Linked DNA regions of Homo sapiens: region 1 is linked to region 2. A link is a loop called in an ENCODE intact Hi-C map of the cell type or tissue named here. Cell type or tissue: HepG2. All regions are shown on one strand. Links, peaks and the distances in the headings refer to the core of each region. The heading gives the core; the rest is flanking DNA. Region 1 overlaps ZNF609 (zinc finger protein 609). Region 2 overlaps ZNF609 (zinc finger protein 609).

Region 1 (8,818 bases), core at 653-8,652, 48 kb after region 2:
TGTATTTAAAGAACAACAAGCTGCTTGGTTTGGTTAAAGAGTACAGGGAGAGTTAAATTGGGACTTAACCTTGCAGGTATTAAGAAGCCACTGAGGAATGAAAGAAAGGGTATGATGTTATTGTATCTGTATATCCAAAGGTAAAATTAATAGAAGGAGGGGAGTAAACTAGAGAGATTGAAAAGGAGGGCTCCTAGGAATAAAAACATAAGTAAGAATGATCAGAAGTAGGGGGATAAAGGGAAGAACCCAAGAGACATTCAGGACCTTTAAGCAATTTGACTTTGCAAGGCATCAGACATGTAGGTAATCAGTAAAGGAATTAGGTATGATTAGAATTTCTGATTAAGATGGCTGAGAGATGATTTACTGCACAAATATTTACTGAGCAACTGATACATGCCAGGCACCAGTCTAGGCACTGAGAATACAGCTATGAACAAACAGACAAACATCTCAGTCTTTGGAGCTTAAATCTGAGTGAATGACAGTCCATCACTGAAAGAAAAAGAAAAAAAACAGGTTTGGTTTTGGTTTGGAGGGAGGGTGCAGAGATTAATGCAATTAGGTGTTTTTAAAATTTTTTACTTTTTTGTTTGATATCTTCTCAAAAACCAAAAAAAAAAAAAAAAAAAAAAAAAAAACCACCACAAAATAACTTTTTTTTTTACTTTGCTCAGTTGCCAGCACTACAGGAAAGAGAAGCCTGGAAGTACATTATGGGAAAAGAAGTAGATAGGTCTTCAGTGTAAAATCTGAAGGGGTCATGTGAGTATTTTTAAGGATTCAATAATATACATAAACACAAATAAAAACACAGTATATTTCCCATCTATTTGGCAAAGATGAGAGAGTTGAACATATCCCAGTTGGTAAGAGTATGTAAAAACAATAGGGACTTTTATGCAGTATTGGTTGGTGCCTTCTCTAGAGGGCAGTTTGGCAATATGTATCAAAATATAAAATGCACATGTTCTTTTGTCCCAAAATTCAATTTCTAGGATTTGTATCAAGAAGATAACAGGATATATATATATATATATATATATATATATATATATATATATATACACACACAAAGATGTATGATGGACAGTTTTCTTCAATGTTGTTTTTAATAGCCAAACCAAAAAATAACCACAAAACCAGAAACAATCTATAGGTCCATCATAGCATAGATCCCTATCTACATCAATGACATATCTACAACATATTTTTTAGTGAATTAAAGGAAAAAGTATGATGGAGCATGTACTATATTGGCCCATTAATGTTAAATTTAACTCTACTTTTTGTTTGAGAAGTGTTAGAAAATTAAAAAATTAAAGATAAATAAAAATAAACTGATCTATACATAAGTATATACAACTCATAAAATGCGTAGATCAGCAGATAGAGGCTGGATGTGGTGTCTCATGCCTGTAGTCCCAGCACTTTTGGAGGTTGAAGCAGGTGGATCACTTGAGGCCAGGAGTCTGAGACCAGCATGGACAACATGGTGAAAACCTGTCTCTATCAAAAATACAAAAAATTAGCCAGGCGTGGTGGTGCATACCTGTAATCCCAGGTATTTGGGTGGCTGAGGCACAAGAATCGCTTGAACCCAGGAGGCAGAGTTTGCAGTGAGCTGAGACCGTGCCACTGCACTCCAGCCTGGGTGACAGAGCGAGACTATCTCAAAACAAAACAAAGCAGATAGAATTAGAGGTTTAGATCTGGAAGGATGTTCTAGCCATCATGTCTATAGTAATATTCTAGATGATTTTTACTTTCTCTTATGTTTTTTGGCATTTAATTTTTCATTACATTGATAATTTATTTTTCTAGTTTAAAATGCTCTTTTTATTTTGAAAGAAAAGGAAGGAATATTTATATACATAGTGAAGGCTTACTATAAGGGTAGGGTAGGTAAGGGAAGAGATTGAGAATAGTGTGACATATAAGTAGATGGGGGAGGCAGAAGGGTAAGGACATTAAGTCAGAAGATCCACTGCACAGGTCACTGGGTGGTCCTGTGAGCTGGGGATGGGGCAGTATCTCTGTGACCTTCCTAGAGCAGATAGATATTCATAACCTAAAGATAGCCTGTATTCATTTGATTCTGGTTGTCTAGAACCAAGCAGCATCTTCCACATTTATGCAAATATGCAAGATCTTTGTTGAGAAATAAACAACAATATCAAACCCCTCTCTGTGGCAACCAGAATCCTATCTGGAACAGGGCCAGAAAAAGCCATGTTTTCAGCACTTCAGAGAAAACTGCCGCTGCTGCTTATCAAATTAAAATGCAAAGCAGATCACTCCAGTGTCATTGGGAACTGTCAGAAAGGGATTATGGTTCCCACCCCAAGGATGCAGGTCAGCTAAACAATACCCATCTTCCTGTGCTGAGAAGGAGGGAGAAGGAGGAGAAAGATTAGGTCTGTTTCCAAATAGCAGTCCCTCCTGCTTGTTACCGTGGTAACCTCCTTTCCCTGAGCTGCTCTCATTTGTCTCTCTCTGCCTGACCTTCATGTTGCTTTGACAGTAACTGAGGAGGAAAAGTGCCCGTCTGCCAGCTAAGCACTCAAGCTGAGGGCACTGAGCAAGAAAAAGAGGCACTCAAAGTCCCTCTCATTCTAGACTCTAAACTGTGACCTTAGAGTGATTAGAGTCCTGAAAGAGGTTTCTGGTGGCCCTTGTCATTCCATCCTTCCTCCCCTGTGCTCAGGGCCATCTCATTTCTTGGATATACCCTTTAAGTGTCAGGAATCTGGTCAGAGTCAAGTGGGTAGGTGAGAAGTCACAGAGAAGAGAAAAAACAAGGCACAACAAGCTGAAGAACAGAGATAATAAAATATTAATTCAAAACTGCCTAAGACAACTATCAGCATAGCAGTTAAGTACAGCTTTTAGTTTCCCTTTCTCTTCAGGATTTGTGCCGTATTTTCAGTCAGTAGAGGTGTAAGGGCAATTAAGGTACTTGGGGCAGGGTTGGTGAAAGGGTACAAATAGTGCTTTTTAATGTTTTTCAAGCCTAGGATAACAGAACCCAACCATTTAACAAATAATTATTGAGTACTTCTTATGTATGGCTCCTATGCTATACACACTGAGTATAGGTGGTAAACGAAAGGGACTGGTAAGTAAATACAAATTAGATATAAATTAGAAACTGCTATTAGGAGACAAATAGGTCATGTGATAAGAGAACAATGAGAAGGGAGCTACCTTGGGTAATCAGAGATGGCATCTCTAAGGCTGGATTTAAACTGAGGCCCAAAAGATGAGAAGGAGCCATCCATGTGAAGAGCCAAGGGATAAGCACTATAGGCAGAGGGAACAGCATATGCAAACTCCTAAGGCAAGAAAGAGCTTGGCATAGAGCACGGTGGCTCACGCCTGTAATCTCAGCACTTTGGGAGGCTGAGTTGGCCAGATCACAAGGTCAGGAGTTTGAGACTAGCCTGGACAATATGGTGAAACCCCATCTCTGCTAAAAATACAAAAAAATTAGCCGGGCATGGTGGTGCATGCCTGTAATCCCAGCTACTCTGGAGACTGAGTCAGGAGAAGTGCTTGAACCTGAGAGGCAGAGGGTGCAGTGAGCTGAGATCGCGCCGCTGCACTTTAGCCTGGGGCAACAGAGCGAGACTCCATCTCCAAAAGAAAAAAAGAAAGAGCTTGGCATATATTTATATATTTGAGGTCCATATTTCATTTCATATTACTAGACACACCATGGAAAAACAAGTCTGCTGATTCTAGAAGCTCAAGAGGCTGAGGGAATGGGCAACATTAAAACAGCTAGCCAAATGTTATCCAGTGATTTCACAAATAATTTATTTATTAAGCTACCAATCATGAAGATACTATGGACAGCCCACTTATCCAAAGTCTGAGAAAAATAAGAGCTATGATGGTGGGGTCAGTTTTCTGTCAATAGCAGTCACTGTCATTCCAAATGACACTTACTATGAGAGCAGGACTGATTTCCATTACTTAAATGGCATCCTCAAACCCATTTAAGACTTTGCCCCAAACCTCCTTAAAGTGATTTACACATTGGAGTAATTATCTTACAAAGGAGGTGGGAAGGGGCCAGGTTTTAGTCCCAGTTTTTTACCATTTATCTGTATAACCTTAAGTAAGTCACTTCACTTCTCCAAACTTCAAGACATGAGGTAGTTGGATGTTATGACCCCTAAGGATATTGTATTAGGGCTTGTTCAGCTAGAAATGATAGAAAAACCACTGCCAACCTGACTTAAAAAGAGAATTTAGTGGCTCTCGTGTAACTGAAAAAGTCTATATCACACATGACCTGATGTACGGGCTCAAATGATGTCTTCGGGCCCAATTTCAAACCCTCCCTCTCTTGGTGTTTTCTCTGGCACAGCTGCATTGTCAGCCAGGATCTCCTCCTAGGTGGCAAGGTGGCTGTAGCACTTCGATTTTTTTTTTTTTTTTTTTGAGACGGAATCTTCCTCTGTCGCCCAGGCTGGAGTGCAGTGGCATGATCTCAGCTTACTGCAACCTCTGCCTCCCGGGTTCAAGTGATTCTCCTGCCTCAGCCTCCCAAGTAGCTGGCATTTCAGATGCCCACCACCACGCCCGGCTAATTTTTGGTATTTTTAGTAGAGACGGGGTTTCACCATGTTGGCCAGGGTGGTCTCAAACTCCTGACCTCAGGTGATCCACCTGTCTTAGCCTCCCAAAGTACTGAGATTACAGGCACGAGCCACCGCGCCCGGCCCAAATTTTATAAACTCACAGCTCCAAACCCAGTAGAAAGAGACACATTCTTTTCTTTTTTCTTTTTTTTTTTTTTTGAGACGGAGCCTCGCTCTGTTGCCCAGGCCGGACTGTAAGCTCCACTTCCCGGGTTCACGCCATTCTCCTGCCTCAGCCTCCCGAGTAGCTGGGACTACAGGCACCCGCCACTGCGCCCGGCTAATTTTTTGTATTTTTAGTAGAGACGAGGTTTCACCTTGTTAGCCAGGATGGTCTCGATCTCCTGACCTCATGATCCACCCGCCTTGGCCTCCCAAAGTGCTGGGATTACAGGCGTGAGCCACCGCGCCCGGCCGAGACACATTCTTTTCTAATCACACTAACAAAAATCCTTACGTTCATTCTGATTGGACCAGCTTCTGGAGTTTAAAATCAATGGCCCTCAAAATCTTTACATTTTGTGACCAGGTGCAGTGGCTCATGCCTGTAATCCCAGCACTTTGGGAGGCTGAGGCAGGCAGACTGCTTGAGCTCAGGAGTTAGAGACCAGGCTGGGCAACATGGTGAAACCCGGTCTTTACCAACAATACAAAAAAAAAATTAGCCAGATGTGGTGTTAAGAGCCTGTAGTCCCAGCTACTGAGGTGGCTGAGGTGAGAGGATCACCTGAGCTCAGGAGGTGGAGGTTGCAGTGAGCTGAGATCACACCACTGCACTCCAGCCTGGGTGACAGAGTGAGACCCCGTGTCAAAAAAAAAAAAAAATTTTGAGCATTCTCCAAGTCTTCGCCTTTTCTGGTTTTAATTTAAAACAAACAAACAAAAAAAACAAAACAAAACATAGTGCATATGTAGTTTTTGTCTGCCCAGAATCCCTCTTTTCTGCAGAAAACTGCCTTACTCCCACTCCACGTGTTCCTAGTAAGATAACAATCACAGTGCCCTTTCAGCTACCTGGCTCTGGGAGTGGGTTCAGTATCAACCTATTCTTTCAGTTCTTCTAAAGTAAACTGCTGATGGAATATTTCTTTAGTCTTTCAAGAGGGCAGAGCCATGCTTCTTCCTTAATATGTGTGTTCATGACATAAAACCCTTCAAACCTCTCCTAATCTTAAAAGTATTAAATGTTTACATCTTCCTCAAACATAATACTTGATTGACAGTCAAGGAGTTCCAACACAAAACTATTAATATGGCGAGACAGCAAACACCAACCCTTCTTATCCACTCAATTATACTATGAAATGAGTTATGGTTGAATCATCAGAATGTTCTGGAATGGCTGGGTACAGTGGCTTACACCTGTAATCCCAGCACTGTAGGCAGGTGGATCACTTGAGTCTAGGAGTTTGAGACCAGCCTGGGCAACATGGTGAAACCCTGTACCTACAAAAAATATATAAAACATTAGCCAGGTATGGTGGCACGCACCAGTAGTCCCAGCTACTGGGGAAGCTGAGGTGGGAGGATTACGTGAGTCTGGGAGGCGGAGGTTGCAGTGAGCTGTGATTGCACCACTGCACTCCAGCCTGGGCGAGAGAACAAGACCCTGTCTCAAAAACAAACAAGAGAACATTCTGGATGACTTATTTCTCCTAGAACAACTAGATTTTTCAGACTATGAAAGGTTATCAGAATTTCACTGCATCGTGAACATTTTTGTGTCAATTAGCTATAACTTAAAACATTATTTTTATTTATTTATTTAAGTACAATTTCCATTTTATTTTTCTCCAGAGAATAGCCTGTCTTCAGTCTTTAAGAACTCACCTCCTTACATGGGCTTTGGTGGGGGACGTGGGGCAGCACCCGCAGGTCTAAATCGGGGTGGGGGTGTTCGGTCCTTGCGGGCTTCACGAGATCGATTCCTGACTACTTTGCTGTGAATTGCACAACTCACACAGTAATGCAGCTTCACATACAGCTTGGGAAGCACATAGGCATCGAAGACGCTCGCTTCAGAAATGTCCCTGACTGCTGCGGACTCCACTATGTTTCGAATGACGAATTTCTTAATGGCCTTGTCTTTGGGCACGCATCGGGCACAGTTAGTGCAGCGAATAGGCTGCATGTGGCCGCGGCCCTTTTTGGCACGACCATTGTTCCTTCTTTTCTTTGTCATCTTGGAGGCACGGACCGGAGAGAGCAAAAACATTATTTTTATTTTATTTATTTATGTAATTTTTTGAGACAAGAGTCTTGCTCTGTTGCCCAGGCTGGGGTGCAGTGGCGCGATCCCAGCTCACTGCAACTTTTGCCTCCTAGATTCAAGCAATTCTCCTGCCTCAGCCTCCCAAGCAGCTGGTATTTCAGATGCCGGGCTAATTTTTTTTTTTTTTTTTTTTAAGTAGAAATGGGGTTTCATCATGTTGGCCAGTCTGGTCTTGAACTCCTGACCACAGGTGATCTGCCTGCTTTGGCCTCCCAGAATGCTGGGATTGCGGGCCTCGTGAACCACCATGCCTGGCCAACTTAAAACATAATTTTAAATGCTTGAACAGAATTATTACCATTATTATTTTTTTGAGACAGTCTCACTCTGTCATGCAGGCTGGGGTGTAGTGGCGAGATCCCAGCTCACTGCAGCCTCCACCTTCTGGGTTGAAGCAATTCTCGTGCCTTAGCCTCTCAAGTAGCTAGGATTACAGGCACCTGCCACCAGAGCTGGCTAAATTTTCATATTTTTAGTAGAGATGGGGTTTCACCAAGTTGGCCAGACTGGTCTCAAATTCCTGGCCCCAAGTGATCCAACTGCCTTGGCCTCCCAAAGTGCTGGGATTATAGGCGTGAGCCACCATGCCCAGCTGAATAGAATTATTTTGAACAAACCAACCACGATTCATTTAACCAATTAACTATAGATGGATATTTAGGTTGTCCTAATTTTCACTTGTATAAACAAGGCTGAGAGAAATATCTTTTTTTTTTTTTTCTTTGAGGCAGGGTCTTCCCTCTGCTGACAGGCTGGAGTGCAGTGATGTAATCATGGCTCACTACAGCCTTGACCCCCAGAGCTCCAGTGATCCAGTGATCTATCTCAGTCTGCCAAGTAGCTGAGACCACAGGCACATTCCACCAGCTGATTAAAAAAAGGCCGGGTGTGGTGGCTGACACTCGCAATCCCAGCACTTTGGGAGGCCAAGGCGGGCGGATCACCTGAGGTCAGTTTGAGACCAGCCTGGCCAACATGGTGAAACCCCATCTCTACTGAAAATAGAAAAATTAGCTGGGCGTGGTGGTGTGTGCCGGTCGTCCCAGCTACTTGGGAGGCTGAGGCAAGAGAATCACTTGAACCCGGTGCACGGTAGGTCGAGATCGTGCCACTGCACTCCAGCCTAGTGACAGACCAAGACTCTGTCTCAAAAAAAAAAAAAAATTATTTTTAGTAGAGATAGGACCTCACCATGTTGCCTAGGCTGTTCTCAATCTCATGGGCTCAAGCGATCTACCCACCTCAGCCTCCCAAAGTGCTGGGATTATAGGCATGAGCCACCATGCCTGGCTGAGAGAAATATCTTTGCACCTGTTTCACTAGTTTCATAGGGTGAAGTCCTACATATAAGCAAGTAAAAGGGTATGCACATTTTGAGGCTTTTTTTAAAACATTTTTTATAGAGACAGGGTCTCGCTTTGTTGAGGAGGCTGTTTTTGTTTGTTTGTTTGTTTGTTTTTTGAGATAGAGTCTGTCTCTGTCGCCCAGGCTGGAGTGCAGTGGCGCGATCTTGGCTCACTGCAACCTCTGTCTCCTGGGTTCAAGCGATTCTCCTGCCTCAGCCTCCTGAGTAGCTGGGACTACAGGTGCATGCCACCACACTCAGCTAATTTTTGTATTTTTAGTAGATACGGGGTTTCACCATGTTGGCCAGGATGGTCTCGATCTCTTGACCTCATGATCCGCCAGCCTTGGTCTCCCAAAATGCTGGGATTGCAGGCGTGAGCCACTGCACTTGGCCTCGGAGGCTGGTCTTGAACTCCTGGGCTCAAGCAATCCTCCCAAGCTCAGCCTCCCAAAGTGCTGGGATTACATGCATAAACGAGCATGCCCGGCCTTTAAGGCTTTTCGATACATACTACTCAACCAACTTCCAGGCTTTCTGGAACTTAAA
Region 2 (8,818 bases), core at 350-8,349:
CAAGAGGATAAAAAGAGAAAAGGGAGTTTGGACAAAAACCGAAAAGTCCAAAGCTGCAAGGTTATTATTATGAAACACATAATGTGTCTCCTTGGTATGTGAGGTACTTTATTGATGATGTAAAAAATGAAGCTCAGCTCTTGAAGAGCTAGAAAATTTAAGAAGTATCTTTTTTTAAACCATATAAAAGATATAATGACTAAGTCCATTATGATACATCCTTAACATGGAATACTCTGTAGTTATTTAAAATGTTATAGAAGGTCATTTAATGTTATGGAAATATGTTACAGGAATATATTTCTCTAAACAAAGAAGATTACGAAATATATAGAGAAGGGTCTCAATTTGTTAAAAATATAAAATAAAAGAAGCAACAAAAATATATAATATAAAAATTCAAACATTGGTTATCTCTGGGTAATTTATTCTTTTCCTCTTGGTGAATTTTGACTTTGTCTCCTAAATGTTCAACAATAAAAATTGTTACTTTTTCCTTTTGAACCATCACAATATCTAAAACTTTTTCATCACCTGAAATAGAAACTTTGTAGCCATTAAGCAATAATTCTCCATTCCCTATGCTCCCCACGGCCCTTAATATTCTTTCTGTCTATATAAATGTATCCATTCTAGATACCTAAGTGGAAAAAATACAATATTTGTCCTTTCGTGACTGGCTTATTTCACTTAACATGTATTTTCAAGGTTCATCCACATTGTAGAATCAGAACTTCATTTTTTTTTTTTTGGAGACAGGGTCTCACTCTGTCCCCCAGGCTGGATGGCAGTGGTGTGATCACAGCTCAAGCAATCCACCTGCCTCAGCCTCCTGAGTAGCTGGGAGTACTAAGTAAGCCTAACTGACAACATCCTATACAGTGATAATGAGTTTATCACTGCACGTGTTACCATACCAGGTTGATTTTTTTTTTTTTTTTTTTTTTTGAGACAGAGTCTCCCTCTGTCATCCAGGCTGAAGTGCCATGGCATGATCTCGGCTCACTGCAACCTCTGCCTCCCAGGTTCAAGCGATTCTCCTGCCTCAGCCTCCCGAGTAGCTGGTACTACAGGCATGCGCCACCATGCCCAGCTAATTTTTTGTATTTTTAGTAGAGATGGGGTTTCACCATGTTGGCCAGGCTGGTCTCGAACTCCTGACCTCAAGTGATCCGCCCGTCTTGGCCTCCCAAAGTGCTAGGATTACAGGCGTGAGCCACCGTGCCCAGTTTTTTTTTTTTTTTTTTTTTTTTGAGATGGAGTCTTGTTTCCATTGTGCAGGCTGGAGTGCAGTGGCACGATCTTGGCTCACTGCAACCTCTACCTCCCAGGTTCAAGCGATTCTCCTTCCTCAGCCTCCCGTGTAGCTAGGGTTACAGGTGTGTGCCACCAAACTTGGCTAATTTTTTTTGTATTTTTAGTAGAGATGGGGTTTTGCCATGTTGGCTAGGCTGGTCTCGAACTCCTGACCTCTGCTGATCCACCCACCTCGGCCTCCCAAAGTGCTAGGATTACAGACATAAGCCACCATGCCTGGCCGCCATTTTGTATTTTTTTCTAGAGATGCAGTCTTGCTATGTTGCCCAGGCTGGTCTTGAATTCCTGGGCTCAAGTGATCCTCCCATCTCAGCCTCCCAAAGTGCTGGGATTAGAGGCATGAGTCACTGTACCAGCTTTCATTTCTTTTTGTTTGCTGAATAATATTCCATTGTATGGCTATACCACATTGTTTATCCATTCATCTGTTGATGGACACTTGGGTTATTTCTACCTTCTGAATATTGTGAATAATACTGTCATATATTCACATACAAGTTTTTGTGTGAACATCTGTTTTCCATTCTTTTAAGTATATACCTAGGAGTAGAATTGCTGGATCATATGTTAATTCTGTTTAGCTTTTTGAGGATCCACCAAACTGTTTTCCACAATGGCTTGTACTCATTTTATGTTCCAACCAACAGTTCTCAAGGGTTCCAATTTCTCCACATCCTCTTGAACACTTTTTATTTTCCACATTTTTGATAACAACCATCCTAGTAGGTATGAAGTGGTAATTCATCATGGTTTTTATGTTCATTTCTCTTATAATTAATGATTCTGAGCATCTTTTCATGTGATTATTGGTCATTTAGATATCTTCTTTGGCAAAATGTCTATTCAAGTCTTACGCGCATTTTTGAATTAGGTTGTTTGGGTTTTTCATTGTTGATCTGTAGGAGTTCTTTATTCTAGATATTAATCACTTATCAGATACACGATTTGCAAATATTTTCTCTCATTCTATCTTTATTCTCTTGGTAGTATCCTTTGATAAACAAAAGTTATTAGTTTTGATGAAATCCAATTTATCTAATTTTTCTTTTGCTGGCTTGTGCTTTTGGTGTCATAGCTAAAAAATCAGGCATTACTTTTGAAATAATAAAATAATTTCAAAAATTAAAAAAAAAAATCAGAGGAAAAAACAGTTGCTAGTTGTGGGGCAGAAAATGTAGGACGCCGAGTGCAATGGCTCATGCCTGTAATCCCAGCATTTTGGGAGGCTGTGGTAGGCAGATCACTTGAGCCCAGGAGTTCAACACCAGCCTAAGTAACATGGTGAGACCCCATCTCTACAAAAAATAGAAAAATTAGCCGAGCATGGTGGCACACGCCTGTAGTCTCAGCTACCTAGAGGGTTGAGGTAGGAGGATATCTTGAGCTCAGGAGATGGAGGTGGCTGTGAGCCAAGACTGCACCACTGTACTCCAGCCTGAGGAAGGAAGGAAGGAAGGAAGGAAGGGAGGGAGGGAGGGAGGGAGGGAAAGAAAGGAAGGAAGGAAGGAAGGAAGAAAGGAAGAAAGAAAGGAAGGAAGAAAGGAAGGAAGGAAGGAAGGAAGAAAGAAAGAAAGAAAGAAAGAAAGAAAAAGAAAGAAAGAAGAAAAGAAAAGAAAGAGAGAGAAAATTTAGGAGAAGATATAGCTCATTATCTCTGAAATTATGCTTTGAATTCAAAGCACAGTAAGGGTAGCTAACAAAGTCTGTTTTAAGCATTCATACTCCTCTTCTTATTATAATGTGACTTAGTAGATGATTGCCTGGTCCAAAGACATGTATAATAAAAACAAAGCTACCCATTGGATCAAGAGCTCATCCATCAATTTTGCCCACCATCTATGGATGGCATTGCAGGTCACTTGGATAGTATCCACTTTGGACTTACATGCAAGACTTAGCAACAGTCCTTGGGCACCAAACCATTTTATAAGTTTTCTGCAATTTACAGTTGAACCCTCAGACTCACATATCAAGGCAGAAGCTCTGGTAAAGGTATACTTAGGTATGTAACACTGGATCCATCATCTGTTATATTTTAAAGACCTCTGATTCTTTTTATTATTTTTCTTTTTGTTTTTTATTGACACAGGGTCTCACTCTTGTCGCCTAGACTGGAGTGCAGTGATGTGATCATAGCTCACTGTAACCTCACACTCCTTGGCTCAAGTGATCCTCCCTCCTCAGCTTCCTGAGTAGCAAGGACTAGAGGCACACACCATCATGCCCAGCTAATTTTTAAATTTTTTTTTGTAGAGATGAGGTCTTGCTATATGTTGACCAGGCTGGTCTTGAATTTGGCTTAAAGCAGTCTTCCCAAAGTACTGGGATTATAGGTGTGAGCCATTGGCCTTGGCCTTCTTTTTCTTTATTCTTTTCCTCTTTTTAAAAAAAATTTGTCTTGGACAAGATGTTGTTGTTTAAAATAAATAAATAATACAAATAAAAAGCTTGTTCCCACATATATTTTGAGACAGGGTCTTGCTCTGTTGCCCAGGTTAGAGTATACCGGCAAGATCATGGCTCACTGTAGCCATGACCTCCTGGGCTCAAGTGATCCTCCCACCTCAGTTTCCTGAGTAGCTGGGATTACAGGTACATACTACCATGTCCAGCTAATTAAAAAAAAATTTTTTTTTTGATAGAGAAGGGGTCTTGCTATGTTGCCCAGGTTGGTCTAAAACTCCTGGGTTCAAGTGATCCTCTTGCCTCAGCCTCCCAAAGTGCAGGGATTACAGGCATGAGCCACCACACCTGGCCTACTTTGTTACCTTGTTCCCTTGAAAGTTGTATTTCCTTAGCTTGGTCAGAAAAATAGTAAGTGTTAAGCCTAATGTCCAGTGCTAGTATGAATAGTTAACAATAAATATTAATAATTGTTGCTGACACACTTTACACTGGTGCCAAATTGTTGTTCAATTTGGTCCTATTCTCTAGAAGTTGAATATGCCTTCAGTTATGGTCTTCTCTTTGCTTTCCTAGTAAAGTCCTCTTTACTCTCTCTAGACCTCTTATAATGGCCAAAGGTCCTTTTAACCACCACTAAATGATCAAAAACCTGTTAATGGTGTCTATGTAGTTCCTATTTTTATTTCTAAAGGAGAATGACAGACATATTTGTTTACTGATGTTCGGAGTAAGGGCAAGGAGGAAGATGCAGCTACAACCAATACCTCAACTCCCAGTCAGTACTAGTAGTTTTCTAAAGTTTTCCCACTCCAGTTTTCTAGTTCTCTTTAGAGGTTGAGGTGGAGAAACAGATCGTATGAAAGTAAATAAATTATAGTTTCTGGCCAGGTGTGGTGGCTCACGCCTGCAGCAAGGAATGTTGCAGGAAATTGGTAGGACTGAGAGCTGAGGGAGAGTTGCAAGAGGATGCCTGTGAGGAAGGCTGGTATGGAACTCTACATGCTACTACCTCTGCAGAAGCCTCAGATGGGAGAATGTAGAAATTGTTTCCTTCCCACAGCTGATCTCTGGTATGTTACTGTCTAATAATTAACTTTGACATGTGATTAGAGAGTATGTGCATTTATGAGCGCTATTTCCTCCAGGATGAAAGTTCAAACCAGAGATGTAGAGAAAGGGTAAATATATTCAGAAACTTCCAAGAGTGAGTTGCCTCCAGAAATGAAGAAACTAGAAAGAATTAGACCATGTGTGGTTACGTACTAGCTAAGATTTTCTTCTTAAATTGGTGCATAGTTGTTATCTGAAAACCATTTAAAAAAATTTTAGATTTACAGAAAATGAAAACCATTATAATAATAATTATTTTTTGAGACAGGGTCTTGCTCTGTCACCCAGGCTAGAGTGCAGTGGCACAGTCAGGGCTCACTGCAGCCTCGATCTCCCAGATTCGAGAGATCCTCCTGCTTCAGCCTCCTAAGTAGCTGGGACTACGGGAGTGTGCCACTTGCCTGGCTAATTTTTTTGATTTTTGGTAGAGAAGAGGTCTCATAGTGTTGCAGAGGCTGGTCTCGAACTCCTGGGCTCAAGTAATCCTCCCACCTTGGCCTCCCAAATTGCTAGGATGACAAGTGTGAGTCACTGTGTCTGGTCAAACTTTTTTTTTTAAACTGTCATACTGGCTGGGCGTGGTGGCTCACACCTGTAATCTCAGCACTTTGGGAGACCAAGGCAGGAGGATCACTTGAGGACAGGAGCTTGAAACCAGTCTGGTCAACACAGCGAGACCTAGTCTCTACAAAAGAAAAAAAAAGTTAGCCAGACATGGTGGTACACGCCTGTGGTTCCAGCTACTTGAGAAGTTGAGGTGAGAGGGTTGCTTGAGCCCAGGAGTTGGAGGCCGCAGTGAGCCATGATTGCACCACTGCACTCCAACCTGGGTGACAGAACGAGACTCTGTTTCAAAAAAATAAAAACAAAAACAAACCAAAAACCTGTATTTTAGCTCCAAATTTGTTGCTGCAATGCAAATTATTAGAGAGAATGCTTTTGCCATGCTATAAATACTCATGCCCTACCAAATTTCATGTAGGCAGAACCTCCAATCAGATTAACAGCAACATCTCTAGGTTTTTATCCTACTTATCCTGGCAAACCATTCATCCTCAATTCATGGATCTGACTGTAAGGAAGGGTCAAATTACGTACGAGTCTTCCAAAACCAGAAACCTAAAGGCAGAAATGTGGTTACTGTTCCTTTAGAGAGGATACTTCCAAAGAGAATCTATACACTATCCAGGAGTTCTTTATTAATATTCTAAGTATAAATATCTCAGATGATCCAATAAGCAATTTGGGATAGTCTGTAAAAATGTTCAAAGCCTCTGGAGACCCTTAAAAAAATACTGACACCTGGCTCCCACCCACAGTTATTCTGATCCAATTTAATTGGGTGAGATCTGGGGACTGGGATTTTAAAAACTCCCACTCCCAAACTCTAATGTACAGCAAAATGTGGAAACTACTGCTAAAGAAAATGATGTCTTCAAATTTGTCCACCTTCAAGTCTGGGTTGGAGAGAAAACAAAAATCTTAAACCCTTAATTCTGAGATCTTCTGGGACTCGAGGAGCCAAAGAAAGCACAAGTGTAGGCCAGGCGCGGTGGCTCACTCCTGTAATCCCAGCACTTTGGGAGGCCGAGGTGGGCGGATCACCTGAGGTCAGGAGTTCAAGACCAGCCTCAACATGGAGAAACCCCATCTCTACTAAAAATACAAAATTAGCCGGGCGTGGTGGTGCATGCCTGTAATCCCAGCTACTCGGGAGACTGAAGCAGGAGAATTGCTTGAACCTGGGAGGCAGAGGTTGTGGTGAGCCGAGATCATGCCATTGCACTCCAGCCTGGGCAGCAAGAGCGAAACTCCATCTCAAAAAAAAAAAAAAAGAAAGCACAAGTGTAACTAACACCCATCATCCTGGAACCATTTTCACATGACCATAGTATTTTCTCTCAACAGAATTTCAGGCAAAAGTATTATTAGAGAGCCAGCTGAAACCATTATTAAGCAAGTGTCAATTTGAAGAGCATTCAGATCTGGTACTGCTAAAACTATAGGCAGGAAAAGGACTAGTACAGGATAGAGAAGGCCAAAGTGGAATAACCAGTAAATGTAAACCACTTCACACCCACACTGTGGGGATGGGGTGTGCAAATGGGAGAAATGGGAAAGATGGGAGAAATGCAAAAAATCTGACACAGTTCCTCCTCCCATCTATACATTCTTACACTAGGGAAACTTTGCATAAGTGCCACAAAGGCTGTTTCACCACACCCTTAAATCGTATATCCTTCCTTTCCTCTTGCTGAGGTAACCATATCCTGCAGCCATGGCTGGAGAAGGTGGCTCAGCAAAGGTCATCATGCCTTTGGCTATACAGCTGGAGTCCTCTGAAAACCACTAGGAATAAGAAAGATGGTATCATCTCAATGGAACAGCTTTGAAAAAATACTTGCCTGGGGTTGAGAAGGAATCCCACTGTCCACAGCTTTACTGCTTTATGACCTAGCAGAAGGAACTAGGATAAGAATATGACTAGGCTTGGCTTATGCGAGGCACTTTTCCTTTTGGCCTTCTTCAGCCAGAGGCTAGTATGCTGCCAACTGCTGAAACCTATTTTTCTTTCTGGTAACCTCTACTTGACTGTTTCAGAGTTTGTTAACAGAGTAGAGCTGAACCACCCTTTCACTCTCAGTAAAAAAAAAAAAGAAAGCACAAGTGTATTTACCCAAGGAAGGGTAAATAGTAATGCAGAGAAAGGAACTCAAGTCTTGACGCAGCGGCTCATGCCTATAATCCCAGCATGTTGGGAGGCCAAGATGGGAGGCTGCTTGAGCCCAGGAGTTCAAGACCAGCCAGGGCAACAAAGTGAGATTTCAGCTCTACAAAAAGTAAAATAAAATAAGTAGATTTAAAAAAAGAGAGAGGAGGCCAGGCACGGTGGCTCATGAGGTCAGGAGATCAACACCATCCTGGCCAACATGGTGAAACACTGTCTCTACTAAAAAAAATACAACAATTAGCTGGGTGTGGTGGCAGGCACCTGTAGTCCCAGCTACTCAGGAGGCTGAGACAAGAGAATCGCTTGAACCCAGGAGGCGGAGGTTGCAGTGAGCTGAGATTGCGCCACTGCAATCCAGCCTGGGCGACAGAAAGAGACTCAAAAAAACAAAACAAAACAAAACAAAGCAAAAAAAGAGGAACTCAACCCAGTAACAGTTGGGGTCAGAGGGTGGATGATCTGCTCAGACTGACTTTGGGAAGCAATGTCTCTCATTATTATGCACATTTCTAGAAAATCTTCTCTCTCCAACTTGTGACAATAATTATTCTGAAATTTTCATTTGCCCCTTTTATGAATTGAACTGTGTCCCTGTCCCACCCTTCCCCTGCCAAAAAAAGGTATATTGAAGTTCTAACCCCTAGTACCTCAGCATATGACCTTATTTGGAAATAGGGTCTTTACAGAGGCAATCAAGTTATCAAGATAAGGTCATTAGGGTCTGCCCTAATCCAGTGACTGGTGTCCTTATAAAATGGAGCAATTTGGACACAGATATGCAAAGAGGGAAGACAGCCATGTGACTGGGATGATGCAGCTACAAGCCAAGGAACACTATGGATTGCCAGCAAAGAGCAGAAGAAAAGAAGAATTCTTCCCTAGAGCTGCAGGAGACAGATGGTCCTGCCAACACCTTGATCTCAGATGCCTGGCCTCAGGAACTGTGAAATAATAACTTTCTGTTGTTTTAAGCCACTCAGTTTTTGGTACATTGTTACAGCAGCCCAGGAAATTAATACAGCCCCAAAGGCAGATGTGGTGTTGATTAAATCAGTCAGATTTTACCTTAACTAGCCTCACTGAATTGCTGCTAGACTGCAGTCTAAGTCAGTGGTTCTCAAACAGGGTTGGTGGAGAACAGTGGTGATGGCAGCAAACCATAATTTCTTGGGGAGCATTTTTTACAATAGGCAAGTCCAAGCTCCATCTTATTTATTTTATTTTTTAAATAAAGACGGGTCTCACTATGTTGCC

The links. Peaks named below come from ENCODE experiments on the same cell type or tissue, not always from the same donor. Only the 100,000 strongest peaks of a DNase experiment are listed, where the experiment ranks them.
Region 1: it touches region 2 in a loop (2.0-fold over the local background); 9 of 110 quality-filtered maps call a loop at or near these places.

What each region holds. Positions count from the first base shown.
Region 1 is chr15:64,590,995-64,599,812 of GRCh38, reverse strand. All of the region lies in intron 2 of ZNF609 (zinc finger protein 609), which reads right to left. LOC101930091 (a long non-coding RNA gene) reads left to right here. Exons shown (of 5, transcript XR_007064678.1): 4 at 681-768. It also overlaps the pseudogene RPS26P50. Among named protein-coding and RNA genes, the nearest start is that of OAZ2, 110 kb to the left of the region's middle. RefSeq lists a silencer at 257-457 and an enhancer at 2,783-2,832. In HepG2, for the core only: no CTCF peak of the experiment used is centred there; no DNase peak of the experiment used is centred there.
Region 2 is chr15:64,639,070-64,647,887 of GRCh38, reverse strand. All of the region lies in intron 3 of ZNF609 (zinc finger protein 609), which reads right to left. Among named protein-coding and RNA genes, the nearest start is that of OAZ2, 60 kb to the left of the region's middle. In HepG2, for the core only: no CTCF peak of the experiment used is centred there; DNase peaks (open chromatin) are centred at 4,807 and 7,507; H3K4me3 peaks cover 493 bases.